Regions from separate parts of the Mus musculus genome. Here all the other regions are linked to region 2. A link is a loop called in an ENCODE intact Hi-C map of the cell type or tissue named here. Cell type or tissue: heart. All regions are shown on one strand.

The links. Peaks named below come from ENCODE experiments on the same cell type or tissue, not always from the same donor. Only the 100,000 strongest peaks of a DNase experiment are listed, where the experiment ranks them.
Region 1: a loop joins it to region 2, with 2.3 times the contacts of the local background. A loop is called at or near these places in 2 of 42 quality-filtered maps.
Region 3: it touches region 2 in a loop (2.9-fold over the local background); 6 of 42 quality-filtered maps call a loop at or near these places.

What each region holds. Positions count from the first base shown.
Region 1 is chr16:86,248,916-86,251,415 of GRCm38, forward strand. The region is part of intron 3 of Gm32357 (a long non-coding RNA gene); the gene reads left to right. Among named protein-coding and RNA genes, the nearest start is that of Gm32357, 14 kb to the left of the region's middle. In heart, no CTCF peak of the experiment used is centred here; a DNase peak (open chromatin) is centred at 1,316.
Region 2 is chr16:85,898,111-85,900,610 of GRCm38, forward strand. It overlaps Adamts5 (a disintegrin-like and metallopeptidase (reprolysin type) with thrombospondin type 1 motif, 5 (aggrecanase-2)), which reads right to left. Exons shown (of 8, transcript NM_011782.2): 1 at 1,054-2,500. The coding sequence starts at 2,157. It overlaps Gm46558 (a long non-coding RNA gene), which reads left to right and starts at 1,690. Exons shown (of 3, transcript XR_001781962.2): 1 at 1,690-1,887. In heart, CTCF peaks have their summits at 1,344 and 2,152; DNase peaks (open chromatin) are centred at 391, 1,441 and 1,921; H3K4me3 peaks cover 1,489 bases; H3K27ac peaks cover 1,134 bases; H3K27me3 peaks cover 260 bases.
Region 3 is chr16:86,301,592-86,304,091 of GRCm38, forward strand. No RefSeq gene overlaps it. Among named protein-coding and RNA genes, the nearest start is that of Gm32357, 67 kb to the left of the region's middle. In heart, a CTCF peak has its summit at 1,095 (motif pointing left); no DNase peak of the experiment used is centred here.

The sequences.
Region 1 (2,500 bases), 350 kb after region 2:
ATGCTGACTTTAAACTCACCATCCTTCCTTGGCTTCTGGGTGTGTGCTTGCTTGCATATACATTACTGTTCATTGTGGAATGAGTCAATCAGAGTCATTAGTACATTCCCTTGATTCATGTGCTTTTCCCGGCAGTGGACAGCACTGAACTGAATGTTTCTTCTTGGTGCTATTTAAACAGGACTTGCAGAAACTACCGCCATAATTTACAGCATCTTCTAAGTGTAGTTTTTCTAGTCAGTGAAATTTTTAATCTGTTTTTTTCCATATTCTTCTCTCTATTTAAAAAAATATTCCTTGTATTTTTGAGTAATGCCATGCCTGTCCCTCTGAGATACATTTTGCAAGTTCTTGAGAGCAGATTACCAAAGTCAGCAACCACCCTGTTCCTGAAGACTTATGACTTAATTAGCTGAAATGTTGTATTCTCTGGAGAGGTGGTGGGGAAGAGGTTAAGAACTTATTTGGTAATTTATTAATCCAATTTTTATTCATGCTGGACCAGTCTTGTGTGTGTGTGTGTGTGTGTGTGTGTGTGTGTGTGTGTGTGTGTGTGTGTGTCTATTAAGGTAAGAAAACTAAAAAGTTGGAGATATACACATATATACATTTTTTTCCCCACCTGAGTAGGTTTTGTTGTAGTCTGTCAATAGAGATGATGTAGAGAGGAAAGAATTCATTACATTGTCTACTTTGGAAACGCACTCTGAAAGCCATAGAATCTCTTTCTCATAACAAACTTGCTAAATTGTTGGTGTTTGTTGCCAGTCAGTTTTCCACTTTCCTGGTGCTTTATGGCCATAATGAATCATCATTCCTTTACAATACACCCTGGATAGCCTCATGATAAGGACTATATGCTTAGGTTTCTGTTCTTCTACATTACTTTTAACTTAGGAAATGCTTGTCTTTTCTTATTTCTCTTAAGGTCGGTTCAGTTTAAGATACTCATTCTCAAGGTTTGTTCATTGATTAAACAATTCATTTCCCTCCTAATCATGGTGAATTTTCATGTACTTACTCATAGTTTTCATATTCTCATTTCATGTTTTCATGGCCAAGTCACACTTGTAGAACTTCTTTAATCTATCCTCATAAACACAAGCCTTCATTGCCTTATTTATTCTGAGTAGTGCTTTCGGTGCTTTACCGGGCCAATTTGACACCATTCTGTTATGGCAAGAAAGCTGGATCCAGACCGTCAGTAGCAAAGTGTTTGCTTTGCCATTTTTCTTGGCACTCCCCGGCTTCCTCCAAGTTGCAAAACAGCCTAGTACATGCTCCCTCCCTTGCTCTTTGCCAGACTACCAATTCCAGATGTGGTCAACTGGTGAGCACGGAGCTGCGGGAACAGTGGGGCACATGTTTTGGGCCTTATTCAGGGTTTGTGTAATGTTGAGACAGTGAACACTCACAAGGAACACACCAACACCCCAGTTCTTATTAAGTCCTTACCAAAGTGTCTCAATCATGTTAACATTAATGAGGCAGCTATAAACATTCTTCATCAGAACTTTTAAATGAAAATATGTCCACAGTGTGCCTTTCATTGTATGTTTTCAGAGTTTTGATTTCGTTGATGTACTGTGACCTGTCAGTACCTTCATTGCAGACTTATATAGTGTGGAAGAAGATATAGGATATGCCGATGTCACACTATGATATCTGTGTATAATTATTAATAGGAATGATACTATGCAAAGTATAGATAGTGGGGACCCAAAGATCCCACCTTGACAAGGAGAAACTGTTTGCAATGAGTGGTTACTATTGGAGACTCACTGTCCTTTAGAAGATATGGCATTTATTGGCTGGATCTAAATATACAGTGTGTACATATGGAGAACTTTCAAAGAATAAATAAAATACTTAAAAATCAAAGGAACTATCAAGTTTTATTACTGAAATTTTCTTCTTAATTTTTTTTTTTTGAGATGGCTGAGTATTTAAGGGAGCTTGCTGCTCTTACTACTCGGATGATTAGATCCCAATCAAGGTGTTCAGAGCTACCTGGAACCTGAATGTCAAGAGAGCTGATGTTTGATGGCCTCTACTGATCACCTTGATTACCTGCGTTCAAGTCACATATACACACATATACACACATATACACACATATACACACATATACACAGAGAGGTATATGTATTAGGAAGTTTCTATATATGTTTCTATATGGCTTTTCCAAAGGCCTTTAGTTAGAGCAATCTTTCCACAGATCTATTCTTCTACCTTGCCCTCCTCTCCTCATACATCCCGCGTTCATTCTGTTCCCAAAGTATTTAACCCTTCTTTATAAACTTCCCTCAATTTCTTCATAGCACTATATACGATTTCTCCCGCCTTGGGAGCTTCCTTTCTTTTTTCTGCTCCCTTGTTAGCTACCTAACCTCTGTGGGTATTCTAAAGGGAATATGCTTATTTAAAGCGAAATGAAAATTTGAAACTTGCAGGTAACTAAATGGAGCTGGAAACAACTATTCTGAGAGAAGTAACAGAG
Region 2 (2,500 bases):
CATCGATAGAACACACACACACACAGACACAGACATACACACACTAGGAGGGGGCTAGTTGGGAAGACAAAATTCAACAAGGATGGTAATGGGGACAGCTTTCTGAATGCTCAGGCTCACAACTATCAGCAGGACTTTTGGTCTGAAACGTCACGCTGACATGGTGGTCTGGTAACTGTGTAAATAGATGTGTTGCTCCCAGAATGTCTGGGCTCATAATGATCCATCTCTTTTCCTTCTCGGTAACCATCACCCTTAACGTGGGGAAGTCCTTGGAAAACGTTCTTCCCCACATCCTGAAGCTCTGCCCAGAACTTCAGAAACACATTCATCCAAACCCCAAACCTTCCAACTGGATTTGACCCTTGTTTGGCAGTTGGGCGGGAGGGTGGTGCTTCAGATGTGCTGGTAGAGGGCCTGGGGTGGGGGGTGGGGTGGGGGGTTGTCCTCACTGCTGATTGGGCTTCCGCATCCCCTTGACCCTCCCACATTCCTTCCTTCTCAGGAACTCAGATTCCAAGGTGGATATGTCAGAAGCCCATTTGGAAGCCACATTAGAAAAAGCAGTCCTTTGGAAAAGACCAGTGTTGCAGAAGAGTTCGTTTAAGGACATTTACAAGGGAGGCCATCAATCAGATAAAAGCAACTGCCAACTTTCAAGTCCTTCCCATTAAGTAGGACAAAGTAGTACTTTCGTCTTCACTGGGAAGTAGAAAACATGCAATTTCAGACGACAGTCTTACTTTCCTCCTTTTGCCATGTAACTGTACACCTCCTTATCGCGGCCATACACCACAGTGTCCTGTCTGACTGGCGTCCAGCCTTAGCGAGTGTTGATCTCATAAAGTCGCCTCACTTAAAGCAGAGATTACTGCAGAGGCTCACCGAAACACCTGAGTGTAAGTGGGGGCTGAGTGGTTTGCATGCAAGATGCATTTAAGTAAATCTCTATTGAGTGACAAGTCCTTTATGGGAGAAGCAGAGCCACTAGCAAGACCTGCCCTTCCACCAGTCTTTGTATCCCAGGGCTGGGCACCCACCTTCTGTACCTACCTCTCGGGTGAACAGGATGGCTGCATCGTAGTGCTCTTCGTGATCATCCCCTAGCTGGTTATGTTGGTGCTGCCATTTGCAAAAGTTCTTGAGGGTCGTGGCCGCATTCTTGCTCACCTCCAGACTCGTGTCCTTGTCCGTCAGCACCACCACCTTCACCACCGCCAGGCGGATGTGGTTCTCAATGCTTGCATGACTGTACAGCCTGTTGGCGATGGAGGCCAGGGTCAGCAGGTAATGCTGCAGGCCCCGCCCATACATCCTGGCCATGGACGAGTCAGCCACCAAGAGGAGCTCCACCTGGCGGGCCCTGGAGATGGAACGGCGCCTACGCCTCCACCAAGTCTGAGGTCCCGCGTTCCCAGATGGCGAGAAAGCTGAGTGGTCCAGCAGCTGCGGGGCCAGCGCTGAGCGTCTCCTAGATCTACTGTGCACCGAGGGGCTCTCTTGGGGCCCAGATGGGGATGCAGGAGTCTCGCAACTGGCGCGTGGCGGCAGGGCCTCGAAGCTAAAGCCCTCGCGGTTGTAGACATGCAGGATGCGGGAAGATCCATCCCCATAAATTCGTTCATACTCTGCCCAGGACCCACGCAGGAGTGGCTTTAGAGTGTAGCGCGCATGCTTGACTGCAAAGAAGCCATCGAGACCCCCGCAGAGGTCAAAGACAGCTAGGGATCGAGGGCTGCCGTCCACGGTGCCTCTGTAGAAACAGTGACCCCGGTGGCCAGAGGATGCGCTCAGCCCTCCTCCTGCAGTAACGATGCTACCAGCAGCACCCACTGTGTCATCTCTCTCCAGGTCCAGCAGGAACCTCCGGCCGCCCGCGTAGACAAGGTAGCCCACTTTGCCACCGCCAGAGTAGAGTTGGTCTATATTCTGGACCAGCCCGCCGCTCCTGCGCTGCCCGGCCAAGGGTTGTAAATGGCCTCGCTCCCGTGTTTCCTCCCCCTGCGGCTGGTCCGGCTCGGCGGCCGCTGCTGCAGCCTGAGGCTGCCTGGTTTTATCCTGGGCAGGTGCCGCGGCGGGGCTGTCAGCGGCCAGGGACAGGCAGGACGCGCTCAGCAGCAGCAGTAGCAGCAACAAGGGCGCCCACTCGAGCCGCATAGTGCGCTGCCCGCCGGGAGGGGCTGCGCGACTGAGTCTAGCTGGATGCTTGCTATTTGCTATAGAAGTTTCAGGGGCGGGGGTGGGGGGCTCGCCCTCCCACCCACCCACCCACAGCCGCACACTCTACACACTGGCGTGCAAGGTTGAGTCAAGTGTCCAGGAAAGGGTAGGGGGAATCCGCAGCAGAGAGCCAGCCTGGCCTGGCACCGGTGCCACTGTGAGAACTTTTTCTTTGTTGGTTTGGAAAATGTTTGGAATGGAGGTCCAAGAGACGGAGGAAGAAAAATTTTAAATAAAATAAAAGAAAAAAAATTAAATAAAGGGTGGTGTTGGTGGGAGT
Region 3 (2,500 bases), 400 kb after region 2:
TCTTAACAAAATTATTTTTATACAATTGGGATTAGAGTAATTTAGTAAGAGACAGTTAGTTCAAAGCATTTTTAAAATGAGACTATTTAGTCTCATTTGTTAGATCACTGGAGCCTCCATAAGAAATACTATAAATAAGGTTTCTTAAATGTATTTGCTTACAGTAATTCCAAAATAGAGGATATGAGTCCTCTTCAAGTGAGTCCTTTTTCCTGAATTACAGATAACTGCATTCTGTTTGTTCTCACAAGCTCACAGAGAGTAACCAGGTTTTCTTCTTTTAGGAACATCGGCCTTATAAGATCAAAGCTCTAAGCACATGATGTCTTTGAACCCTAATTCATACTTCCTTTAAATAAAGCTTTGGATAAAGAGCTACCATCTACAATTTTTTTTCAGACATGAGACTCTGTCCATTCCATTGCATTACTCATAGACTCATTTTCATACATTATCACATACAAAATGCAGTCAAACTTTGCTCGTTCCAATATTAATAGTAAATACTAGAGTCTTGAGGCAAAAGAATAGTTTTCTTTGGCTTGGTGTCCATCCCTCCCAGCCATCTCCACCCTGTTCCTGAGGTGGGAGTGCTAAGTGTTTAAGCTGTTGTTGCTGGAGGCTCAGTCCTTCCCTTTACTTGAAGACCACGCATACCATAGCTTTATTGGAGACTTATAAAATTCTACAGCCTCGATTAAGTTCTACAGCCTACCTTCCTTCCATCCTTCCCTACAGCCTCCTCCATTCCATTATTTCCAAATGATGATGCTCCTCTGGATAGAATTACATTTCTTCCCTTGAGGTGGCTCATTTAACTGATGAATTATATTCATGTTCTCTCTCTCTCTCTCTCTCTCTCTCTCTCTCTCTCTCTCTCTCTCTCTCTCTCTCACCAGATATCATTCACTCTGTCTACACAAGCTCAGATGTTCACAATAAGATACAAAGGACCAGGGTCTTAGATAACATGAATGCACTGGCCCAAATATGTGCAGTCCAGAAGTCCAAGTTAAATGGCATTCAACTCAACTCCTGTTTTTCTGGTGGTGTTCTCAGTATGTCTTCTCATGGGGATGGAAGCAGAGCCCTCTAGTGTCTTTTATTATAATGACACTAATCCTTTAGGATTAACCTCTGCAATGAGTATTATAGCTTCAATTTATAGAATATAAGGGGGAGTAATTCAGCTCCTCACATCATATTATCTATCTTGGCACAGCACTTTTAAGTTTTTTGTATTCGGTTTGATGTTTAATCCTATCAGAATCTCTAAAACCATCCTAGGCTACTCAAACCCACATTACCTTCAGAAGGTCTTGTACATCTCAGAACTGTTTCCTTGGCACAAAGTGGAGAGTGTAGTTATATGTTAACTATCTGCTACATTCCATTCGGCCAACGCAGTGGACTAATTTTCCCATGTCTGTTTCACATGTGGGTTCCTGTTGAATGGGCCCTCTCTGTCTGCTTCCTAGGATTCTTTAACATTACTATGCCATCTACAAAAGCCAGAGAGGCCATTTCCTGAATACCTATCTACTTTCTATACTTTAAGAACCTCACAATGTAGGTTACCTGGATATGTTTCTGGTTACTGGAGAATAATTCTGTTAAATAACGAGGTTTAGTACTGTTGTATCTGTAGGTATCTGTTGCCTGGTTAATGCAATGCAATATAATGAGTTGCCTCATAGCCTACCCGCATATGATCCCACTATGATGGACGATATCCTTATTTCTTTAAGTTTATTTTGATGAATATTTTGTCACAATAGTAAGGAAAGTAATTAATTCAGGTAATTGGGAACAATAAGTTTGGATGTTAGAGTACAGGAGAGCAAAATGCCAAAAGAAAAATAGAAAGTGATATCTTGATTCCTACTTTCTCTATTCATTCATTCATGCATTCATTCATTTATTCATTCTGTCTAATCCAATATGTAGGTATTTAAGTCTCCTCTCCATCCCGTCCTCTCAGATCCCATATCACCTCTCCTCTCCCCCAGACCCAGTGTTCCTCCATTTCCCTTCAGAGAAGAACAGGCCTCCCTGTGGTATCAAACTTGGTACAATAAGATTCAATAATACTAGGGATATGCCCTCCTTCAAGGCTAGATGAAGTCCTACGGTGTGGCAAAAGAGTCAATGGCACTGCCCACTGCCATTGCTAGGAGTCCAACAAAACTCAAGGTAAATAACTACAGCATGTATGCAGAGGATATGGCGCAGACCCATGCAGGATCCGTGGGTGGCTGCTGCTTCAGTCTCTATGATCTCTGATGAGCACGGCTTAGTTGTTACTGATGGCAGTGTTCTGGTGTCCTGTACTCCTGGGTTTTCAAAGGGTCACAAGGGACTGTGTTTTCCAGTCCACAGATGAGGAGTCATTTTAGCAAGATACTGCACATACTGCATTCTCTCTGTGTCCTAAGAATCTGAGTCAGATTGAGGTCACAAGCATGAAGGAATTTAACAAAGTCTCAAGACCAAGGAATTC